Linked DNA regions of Homo sapiens: region 1 is linked to region 2. Evidence: chromatin loops called from intact Hi-C (ENCODE). Cell type or tissue: CD4-positive, alpha-beta T cell. All regions are shown on one strand. Each heading gives the region's core, and the rest is flanking DNA. Links, peaks and the distances in the headings are about the cores only. Region 1 overlaps RASA2 (RAS p21 protein activator 2). Region 2 overlaps LOC124909441 (a long non-coding RNA gene).

Evidence for each region. A loop is a pair of places that touch in the nucleus more often than their neighbours do. Peaks named below come from ENCODE experiments on the same cell type or tissue, not always from the same donor. Only the 100,000 strongest peaks of a DNase experiment are listed, where the experiment ranks them.
Region 1: a loop joins it to region 2, with 3 times the contacts of the local background. A loop is called at or near these places in 78 of 110 quality-filtered maps.

What each region holds. Positions count from the first base shown.
Region 1 is chr3:141,559,442-141,564,821 of GRCh38, forward strand. It overlaps RASA2 (RAS p21 protein activator 2), which reads left to right. Exons shown (of 24, transcript NM_006506.5): 9 at 453-554. Among named protein-coding and RNA genes, the nearest start is that of RASA2-IT1, 37 kb to the left of the region's middle. In CD4-positive, alpha-beta T cell, for the core only: CTCF peaks have their summits at 2,196 and 2,399; a DNase peak (open chromatin) is centred at 2,190.
Region 2 is chr3:141,309,201-141,314,580 of GRCh38, forward strand. LOC124909441 (a long non-coding RNA gene) reads left to right here. Exons shown (of 4, transcript XR_007096119.1): 3 at 2,437-2,556. Among named protein-coding and RNA genes, the nearest start is that of ZBTB38, 57 kb to the right of the region's middle. RefSeq lists an enhancer at 2,440-2,629. In CD4-positive, alpha-beta T cell, for the core only: a CTCF peak has its summit at 2,752 (motif pointing right); DNase peaks (open chromatin) are centred at 2,661 and 3,201; H3K4me3 peaks cover 1,764 bases; H3K27ac peaks cover 1,190 bases.

The sequences.
Region 1 (5,380 bases), core at 227-5,226, 250 kb after region 2:
ATAAATGCATGTGTAGGTGTGATGTTAACAGTGTGTTCATCTAGATGGTATATTAATCATGTGTTTGGAGTGATCAGGTAATGTATTTTTCTAATTTTTCTATATATATATTAATTGGTGGTAATCTAGAGAGAAACTGTAGTCTTATTGTAGTTTCTTTCTGTAGTCCTTATTGCTATAGGTTAAAATAAAGCCTCGACTTTCAAACTAAGACAGTTTAAGTGCCTTCTTTCAGACTATTTAAAATTACTTTCTGTGCTTTTTAAATAAAAGCTGCTGTAGTATTTTGCTTCTCTAGTCTGGATAGTGAGGTATGTATATGGTGTTGCTAACATCTTTTAAGCATGTAAAATTAATGCTGTAATACAGATCAAAGTAATTTGAAGCTGTTTTGTGGTGTGAACTCTCTTAAACATTGTTTGCAAAACATAAAGCCAGTTTTCAATTTTCAGGATCGACTTGTGGAACAATGGAAACCTAGTCCAAGATGTTTTCCTAGGTGAGATTAAGGTTCCTGTGAACGTATTAAGAACTGATTCCTCTCATCAAGCCTGGTAAGGGCCCAGCATTTTAGTGAACTCCATAGTTTAATTCTCTTTAGTACAGTATATATATGCAAATAAATGCTTACTCTGAACATATTTTAAATTTGCCATGTAATAAGCTAAACGTCATTAATATTGATATGTTCATTAATTCATTGTTGCAGAAGTAAATTGTAAGTTTTATGACTTGACCTGTGGTACTGAGATAAAAGAACTGAATCATCTAGGAATATTTTTCTGTTCAGAAGTGAAGACGACTCTTAAGGAGAAAAATGGGAAACATTTAAAACATTACATAAGAGTTGTTCATGTAAGAAAACGCTTGGTCACAAATCAGTGTCTGCATTTCAGAAGTTTTATTAGTGGTCATAGGAACTGTGGGTATTTGAAAGCAAAGGATTTTATTTAGGGGACTCAGTTGTTTATGGGAACTAACCACTGTTCTTCCTTCACCACACCCCATTGAAATGTACTGTAGATGGCCCTAATGTTACTTTTTGAATGTCTAAGGTCTTATGTTGTTGAGCTGGCACTTTTTAGGGCTCTTGGTTTTCAATAATGACTATAATATTATTTTAGTTTTCAGTGACTCTAATAATAACATTACACTGATGTTAAATTCAAATTAATGTTCAGACATTACATTGAGCTAGTTTCCTTAGCAGAATCAATGTGAAACTATTGTTTTTTTTCTGTCTATAGCACTTAAAAGCGTGTGTATCCTTTCAGTATGTTGCCCAGCATCTCTCTTGCTAGATTTTGGTTTCAACTGGGTATAAATGAACATGCCTTTCTCATTTGCCTTTTAAGGAGCACTTTTTGGATCTCAGTTTCTGCTGCCTCAAAGAGGAGTGTTTAGGTGTTTCTTATGGATATCAGTTTCATCTGTTCCTAAAAGAGCCTGCCTCTTCTGATTGGCCATCAGACATCTTCATTTTAGAGTCTTGTCCTAGAGCAGTTATCACTTGTAGACTGATATGGAGACTCTCAAAATTTTTACTTTATTTTTGCCTCTCTATAGTCCAAGGCAGATCTAAGATTTATTGGTCTTTATGTTGGCATTTTGTGTATTATAGTTTGTAAAATGCATCCACAGAGGGGGAAAAAAATCAAATGTAGTCACTATGAAAAATTGATGAAGATTTGGGACCTGTCATCCTCCCACTACACCATGTCTTCCACCTTCCATCAAATAGCATACATTTTAAAATGAAAATTTCTGAGCTCAGTTTGTCAAGTTTTTAAAATTATGTGCCAGACCACTCAGTACAGAAGAGAAAAACACGTTGTAGTGCCTCCGGGTCCCTCAAAATGAACTTGAAATGTGCCACATAATCTGTTTTTTAAGTAAGACTGTCTCCAGAGATGCCTTCCAAATTTGGCAAAACTTTGTGCAGCTTCCTTGGCAGTATGTAAGAACATTAACAAACTAATTTTATTTTTATAGATGTTTTTGGCCCATGATATTTTAAAGTAACCTGCCAGAAATATAAGTGCTGAAATTTATATAGCATGAAATAGGAACATCTGGTAATTCATATATAATTCCACAGTTGTAAGGAAACATAAAAATGTGAATGCCATTTCTTTTAAGTTGGAAATAAAACTCTTAACCTCCTCCATCAATTGTAGAGCCATAGCATCCCCTTGTGGGGTTGTTAGTAACTGCATGAAAACTCAAGAAAAGATTTATTTACCCTCAGGATTTCAGGCAAATTCTTTCTAATGTTGATGTTAAGAGAGTAATCATCAGTAATTTAATTCTGTTGTTTGAAAAGTCTCAAAATAGATTAATTTTTAAATTTGAAAGTAAGATTCAAATAATAGATAAAATGAATTACTGGGTTTTTCTTTTCAACAGAAGCACTTTATACATGATTTTAGACTAGATGAATATTTGATATGATTTAGCTTTCCAGTTTGTTAATTTTGACACCTTTTGTCCTCAAACTTTTTTTTGTGGGGGGGCGGTCTTACTTTTTTTGAGACAAAGCCTCACTCTGTTGTCCAAGCTGGAGTGCAGTGGCATGATCTCGGCTCACTGCAACCTCCACCTCCCGGGTTCAAGTGATTCTCCTGCCTCAGCCTCCCAAGTAGCTGGGACTTCAGGCACACACCACCATGCCGAGCTAATTTTTGTATTTTTAGTAGAGACGGGGTTTTAACTATGTTGGCCAGGCTGGTCTTGAACTCCTGACCTCGTGATCCGCCCACTTCGGCCTCCCAAAGTGCTGGGATTGTGAGCCATTGCGCCCAGCCTTTGGTCTCACATTTTTAACGTATCTGTTTAATATTTGAATTTAGAAAATATAACAAGTCTCCTGTCTTCAGTTAAAAAAAAAAAAAAAAGAAATAGGCCTGGCACGGTGGCTCAAGCCTGTAATCCCAGCACTTTGGGAGCGCAAGGCAGGCGGATCATGAGGTCAGGAGATCGAGACATCCTGGCTAACAATGGTGAAACCCCATCTCTACTAAAAATACAAAAAATTAGCTGGGCTTGGTAGTGGGCAACTGTAGTGCCAGCTACTCAGGAGCTGGCGCAGGAGAAATTGCGTGCACCTGGGAGCGGGAGCTTACAGTAAGCTGAGATCCACCACTGCACTCCAGCCTGGGAGACAGAGCGAGACTCCGTCTCAAAAAAAGAAAACAAAAAACAACAACAACACACAAAAAAAAACCAGAAATAACGTTAAACTTTTTTTTTTTATACGGAGTCTCGCTCTGTCTCCAGGCTGGAGTGCAGTAGCGCCATCTTGGCCCACTGCAATCTCCACCTCCCGAGTTTAAGCCATTCTCCTGCCTCAGCCTCCTGAGTAGCTGGGATGACAGGCATCCGCCACCACACCCAGCTAATTTTTGTATTTTTAGTAGAGATGGGGTTTCACCATGTTCACCAGGCTGGTCTTGATCTCCTGACCTCTTGATCCCCCCGCCTCGGCCTCCCAAAGTGCTGGGATTACAGGCGTGAGCCACCGCACCTGGCCCACGTTCAGTTATTAATAGAACTGCTTCTTTATTCTCTCATTTACATAGCATTATGTACAAATAATTGCACTTTGGGTTTGTCTACCTCAATTTTAATTACACAGACCCTATGGTTAGAATTGTTTAAATGCTGATTTTTTTCTGTTAAGGGACTGTCAAAACTGCTTACTCTTGAGAGCATAAGGATTGCTTTTATGCCTGTGAATGAAAAGTACATGTTTAGAGCAACTGAATGCTACTTTCAGTTAAAAATTTCTCTTTATTCCCTGTTTCTTTTTCTTTCAAACGGAAATATTTCATTCAAAAACTGACATATATATATATGAGTTTTTTGTTTTGTTTTCACTTAGAAATGCCAGATAGTCCTGAACTATTTAACAAATCTTGAGCCTTTTCTCTTTAGCTCTAATTCATACAGAATTATTTAATTCACAAGGATCCTTCAGGCAGTTTATTAAATTGAGCTTTTGTAATAATATTTTAAAATAATCACATTTATATAGTTATACAAATGACTATTGATAGTTATTCATATATTTAAGTGGTAATAGTTATACATCACATATATAAATGTTATATGTGTAACATTTACATAGTGATTACTGTGTGCCAGGAACTATTCTAAGTACTTTACTTATAATAACTTTTTTAGGGCTGTTGTAGGGTTTTAATGTGTTAAGACACTATTAATACTCCTTATTTGACAAATGAGGAAAAAGCACAGAGAAATTTAGCAACTTGTCTAAGGTCACACAGCTGGGATTTGAACCAAACTGTTTGACCCCAAAGTTTGTGCTTTTAACCAGTGTACTGTAAGTTTGAACTCTGGCATATTTCTGAATATATTTAAAACTCAAAAACATTCTTTTAAGCCATTAGCAAAGATTTGAGTGTCCCTTGCTTATAAAATATTATATAAAAGAGAATCAGAGAGTTCCCTACTCATTTAAAAAATGATCTTTTCAAGGGATGGGTAAAACAACAACATGTTGTGAAGTCTTTTTTTTTTTTTTTCAAGTAGACATAGATGAGATATTTTGTCTATGGGGATTTCTTATCCTGCAAAGAAAATCCAAGGAAACAAGTTTAGAAAGTATGGCAGGAGTGAACCCTTCTGGAGTTCTTAAGCATCCAAAAACAATGTATGCATAAAAATGAGTAATTGGTATAGCACTACCCTAATTCCTCTACATAGAACAATGCTATGTTAAGACTGTAGGCCTGGTAATTTTCAGTTATATGAGAGTAAAGAGGGATGTCATACCCCTCCCTCAGTTATTTGGAGCTAAAGGAAATAAAGTTGCGCTCTGAGCAAAATTTCTGTAGTAAAAACCAAAACAGAGTTTGTTTTGACTGTAGAGTTCAGAGACACTGTTTAAGATGGATAGGGATGGTCCCAGAGAGGCAGAACCAGTTGTAACTGAGTAAGCAGTAATACAAGTAATGTTAATCTACTGTGCATGGAAAACATTAGTTCAATAGGAGGAAAAGATTCATCTAGAGTAATAAAAAAGGATTCCAAAGAGGTAGGCATGGTACTGCCTATTCAAGCACAATTGAGGGGGTAGGGGATTCTGGTCCAGAAGAATTACTGTTTCCTTGGCAAGACTGTTGTCTTAGCTGAGAGATTCTTAAGGCTGCATAAAACTCCTTGTCATGCCTCTGTACTCACCACAACGCCTTTTGATAATTTGCCTTTCCAAATAGCCTACCAACAGGTAAAAAAATACAGTGAAAGATATAGATGAAAACCCTATGGTAAATGGTGATAATTGTTGTAACCAAGTGACAAGCACATGGGGGTGGTGGTAAGAAAGGGTGTTCATTATTACTATTATCACTCTTCTCCC
Region 2 (5,380 bases), core at 254-5,253:
CCGCTCACTGCAAGCTCTGCCCCCCGGGTTCATGCCATTCTCCTGCCTCGGCCTCCTAAGTAGCTGGGACTACAGGCGCCCGCCACCATATATATATATATATATATATATATACATATAGTATTTTTAGTAGAGACGGGGTTTCACTGTGTTAGCCAGGCTTGTCTCAATCTCCTGACCTCGTGATCTGCCCGCCTCGGCCTCCCAAAGTGCTGGGATTACAGGCATGAGCCACCACACCTGGCCACCTACTGGATTTCTTACTGATGTACTAACTGTAGGTAACTAAACATCTGACAAGCTTAAACTGACTACATAACTGACTCTTTAACCAGCTGAATGACTGACTGCCCAGTGGAGGACCAACAATAACTGATGTCTGGCTCCATAACTAAGGGTTACAGATGGATGGGAGAAGAGGCTGCCCCTTCCTCACACTCCAACTCCTATGGGGATTGAGACCCTATTCTTCTCCCCCTCTTGAGCCACTTGAAGACTGCAGAAAGGGTGTTATGGTCAGAATATTGGTGATCTCCCCAAATTCATATATTGGAACCTAATACCCAATGTGATAGTATTAAGAGATGGGACCTTTGGGGAAGTGATTAATTCATGAAGGCTCTGCCTCAGGAATGGGCTTAGTGGCCTTATAAAAGGAGTTGGAATTGAAGGGAGCTAACTTGGCCCTTTGGCCCTTCCACCATGTGAGGACACAGCTACAAGGCACCATCTTTTTTTTTTTTTTTGAGACAGTCTCGCTCTGTCGCCCAGGCTGGAGTGCAGTGGCTTGATCTCGGCTCACTATAAGCTCTGCCTCCCGGGTTCATGCCATTCTTCTGCCTCAGCCTCCCAAGTAGCTGGGACCACAGGCACCTGCCACCATGCCCGGCCAATTTTTTTTTTTATTTTTAGTAGAGACAGGGTTTCACCGTGCTAGCCAGGATGGTCTCGATCTCCTGACCTCGTGATCCGTCTGCCTTGGCCTCCCAAAGTGCTGGGATTACAGGCGTGAGCCACCGCGCCCAGCCCCAAGCATCATCTTTGAAGCAGAGAGTAAGCCTTCACCAGTCCAGTCCTTGATCTTGGACTTCCTTGCCTCCAAAACTGTAAACAATATATTTCTGTTACTTATAAATTACCTAGTCTAAGGTATTTTGTTAGAGCAGCCTGAATGAGCTAAGACAGAGGGCAATCAGGAAACTGATGTTCTGATCTTCTGGTGAGGTTCTTAACCAGGGCCCGACATATGGGTTTCAATTTTGCTTTCAAAACAGTGTGGATGTAAAGATGTGTGTTTATCCAGGAAGAGGGTTCACAACTTTCTTTGGATTCTCAACAGAATTCAGCACACACGAAATATTATGTTCAGAGCTACTGCTCTGGGAATAAGAACCTCAGCAAACACATTTCAGATAAGCAAAGCCCTTGTCTGAATTCAAGCCCATTTCTATCTCCCTCCCATCAAGCCAGAGTGGCAGAAGATGACTAGGAAGAGTCAGAGGACCTTAGAGGAGGTGGATGTAGCCAAGAGAAAGGATAAAGGCTGAGCTGTTTGAAGTTTCCAGAGAGGACTGAGGAAGTCAACCTGGGTCCTTCTTGTGTGGAGGTCACACTTCGCCCAAGATAGCAGAGGCCGTTTAAACTGAGATGGATATATTTACCCTTTGTTTGATGCCAGGAGTATGTGATCATGAATTGTTATGTGGCTGTGTGTACTACATACCGGTGTGTTCACAAGGGTAGGTATAACTGAGCTGTGTGCATAAGTGAACGAGTGGCCTTTGGGTTTAGTGTGAGCATCTGAATGGTTTGGTGAAGGGATGTGCACGTGCATCTTTAACCATTTACCCATCAAGCCTCTCATTAAGTTAAGACAGGTTACGGAAAAGAATTCCACTAGGTGAGAGTATCTGCAGACAGGCCTACAGCCCACACCAGAAAACTGGGAATCCTCAACTCGCCCCACTCCCTGATCCCTCATCATCCACTGAATCCATGCTGCCACTCCCACCATCAGCCCCCATCAACTCTCCCTGGGCTGCTGCTCAGCCTTCAATGGCCTCCCCCAAAACCCTTCTGAATGAACTGCAGCAATAGTGATGACGGTAAAATGACTTTTGGGTCACAGCGCGTCTCCCCTGAAGCGAACAACGGCTTTCCATTGTCGGAGGATACTGCCCATCTCCTCAGTCTGACTCGAGGGCTCTTTCAAGGTCGACTCTGGGGTAGTGAGGTCCCCGGCTTTGGGCGCGTCTCCCCTCAGTCGGCTCGTATCCCACACCCCTTCCCCCTTGGATGCCTCGTTCTCTGGGGCCCTTTGGCGCTGCCCCTGCGTCCCCATCATGGAAACTACCACCTGCTGCCTAACTGCCAGACGCAAAAGTGCCCAAGCCTGTCTCTCACGTTCCACCCCATAAACCTTCCCCACCCGACCAGAAGCCAGAGAGACCACAGGTCGAAGCAGGACCACGCAAGGACGCGCACGCCTCTTTCCCACGCCGCAGAGCGATAGAACCCGCAACAGGAAAACGGAAAGGCCGTGCGCCGGAAGAACAGGTAGGGACTACGACTCCCAGAAGCCTCTTGACAAGGACTACATTTCCCAGAAAGCTCCGCGCGGTTCCCACCCCGGAACTGCCTCTGCTTTCGAAAGCGGAAGGCGGGCCAACCGGGCAGGGAACAGGGTTTCTGAAGGGATAGACCGGTGGGCGGTGTCGCCGGGTGTCTACCTCCAGGGGTCGTTCGTGAGCCAGAGAAACCCGGACTTAGGAAGGAAGGGGCCTGGCCACAGCCCTTCCGCTGTTGGCTGTGCATTGCCCTTATTCCCAGCTCATTCTCTGTCGTTGAGTCGAGCAAGGAGGGTCAGACAGAACCAGGTCCACCACGTTTGTGTCTTTCCGCCAGGTGAGACTTTTACTGATGCTATTCCAGTCATAAAAGCCAGGAGCTACATGGAGTTCCCAAGGAGGCAATTCCCCTAACACTACCCGCTCACTCGCTCACTCCGTAGTCAGAGCCATAGGCACACAGGCTTCAGCCACTACACCAAGTCAGTATTGCAAAGCATACAAAATAGTCTACTTAGTCAACATGTTAAATGTTGTAGATTAAATATTCCACATCAAGCAGGGTAACATTTAACATCAAGAGCAAAGGAGATAGATAGGAAAAGGGGTTAACAAACTAGTCCCAGGAGAGACAAGGTGTCCTGGCCTCAATGTCTTGCAAGGAAGAGTCTTTGATGTGGGCAAAGCCTTAGGCAGCAGATGCCGGGTGTTTATCATGGGCGACAGCAAGATAGGGTCTGTTAAGACGGCCATTTAGAGCTAGAGAAGTCCTGCTCTTTTTATGGCCACGGGGGTCTTCTGGTGACGACTGATAGTGAAGGAGTGTGCCTGTTTATGCCCGTATTTGGTTGGATACACTCTTTTTTGGTTAGGCGAACATCGGGACTCTGTTGGCATGATGCCTTTTGAAACGTAAAGTGGAGTCTTTTGCTAAGATGGAGTTACTTATGTCAAGGGTGTTCTATACACTCCCTCTGCCTGCTCTGGCTTTGCCTGTGGCCAGTACTTGCTCTCTGCCCACCTCTTGGTGTCTCTAGGGGGTAGAGGCTGGTGGCTAGATGGTCTGTCCCTCGCCCTTATCTCCAGTCCTGCATTGCTTATCTGCCGCTTGGAGGCGGTGACCATCTTGACTCTAAGAGCCAAACCCACAGAGCCCTACATGTGAGTTCCACAGCTCTTCTACTTCTGGCTGTGGCTGTCGGAGGAGGGGCTTCAGGCGGTGGAGACAGGCGTGGACAGTAGCTGGGGGGTGGCGGGGAGATCTGTGGCTCCTGATCTGCCACCTCTGTTCCCAAGAAGATAATTTTCCTGTGGCCTGGGCTCATCCAGCTTATCTTCTCAAATGCCTGAGTTCTGTAGGTGGCCGGCCTTCTTCCTCACTTCCTCCACTCCCAGCCTTATCCCTCAGACCCTAGCAATGGGCCCCATGGCATATTTTCACCTTTCCCCTTTAGAGCCACTTAGAGGACCTGTCGAGAAATAGACGTAACTGGATGAACTAAAACAAGGATGAGGCAGAAACAACTTTCCATAAGACATGTCCACCAGTGTGCCATGTCAGTTTACCGTAACCATGGCTACACCCGGGAGTTCCCGCCTCTTTCCATGGCAATGACCCGATGACGCAGAAGTTACTCCCCTTTTCCTAGAAAATTCTGCATAAACCAACACTTAATCTGCATGCAATTAAAAATAGGTATAAATATGACCATAGAACTGCCCTGAGCAGCTACTCTCTGCCTATGGGGTAGTCCTGCTCTGCAGGATCAGTCATGGAGCTGTAACACTGCCACTTCAATCAAGCTGTTTTCGGCTACCCTGCCACCAGCTAGCCCTTGAATTCTTTACTGGGCAAAGCCAAGGAAAAAGCCACATTTTGTGGCTCTCCTGTCCTGCATCACAACCGCTCCTAGGGAGCTACAACCACTGGTAACTGAGTGTCTTCTGACAGACAGTTTCATGAAGTACAGGCTTCCCAGAGGTGCCTGTCCCTTCTCCCATGTTGCTCCATGTTACCACATTTCCTACCTGGGTAGACCTTTGGAGATCCCTGAGATCCTTTTAGGGAATCTGCAAGGTCAAAACTGTTTTCACAATAATACTAAGTTTTATTTGCATTTTTCACTGTAGTGACATTTACGTTTAAAATCATAGGTAAAACTGCTGGAACCTTGGTGTGATTCAAGGCAGTGGCACCAAACTATATTGGCAGTTACTGTATTTTTCACCAGTATACTTGTAGGGGAAGGGGATGGGAAAGCCAGTTCCACTTAATGTCCTTAATGAAGCTGTAAAGAGTATTCATTTTACTCCATTTTGAGCCTTGATTACATGACGTTTAAATATTTTGTGTGACAAATGGGAAGTGCGCATAAAGCAAGTCTGCTGCACACCAAGGTATTATGTCCTGAGGAAAAGCAGTTCTGTGCTTGAGTTCGTAGCTGAACTAGACCTTTTTTTCTGGAAAACACCTCTTTTATTTTCATTGTATTTTTGCAAACTTTTATTTATTTATTTATTTTACTTTAAGTTCCAGGATACATGTACAGAATGTGCAGGTTTGTTACATAGGTATACATGTGCCATGGTGGTTTGCTGCACCTATCAACCTGTCATCTAGGTTTTAAGCCCCGCATACATTAGGTATTTGTCCTAATGCTCTCCCTCCCCTTGTCCCCACCGCCGACAGGCTCCAGTGTGTGTTGTTCCCTTCCTTGTGTCCATGTGTTTTCATCGTTCAACTCCCACTTATGAATGAGAACATGCAGTGTTTGGTTTTCTGTTCCTGTGTTAGTTTGCTGAGAATGATGGCT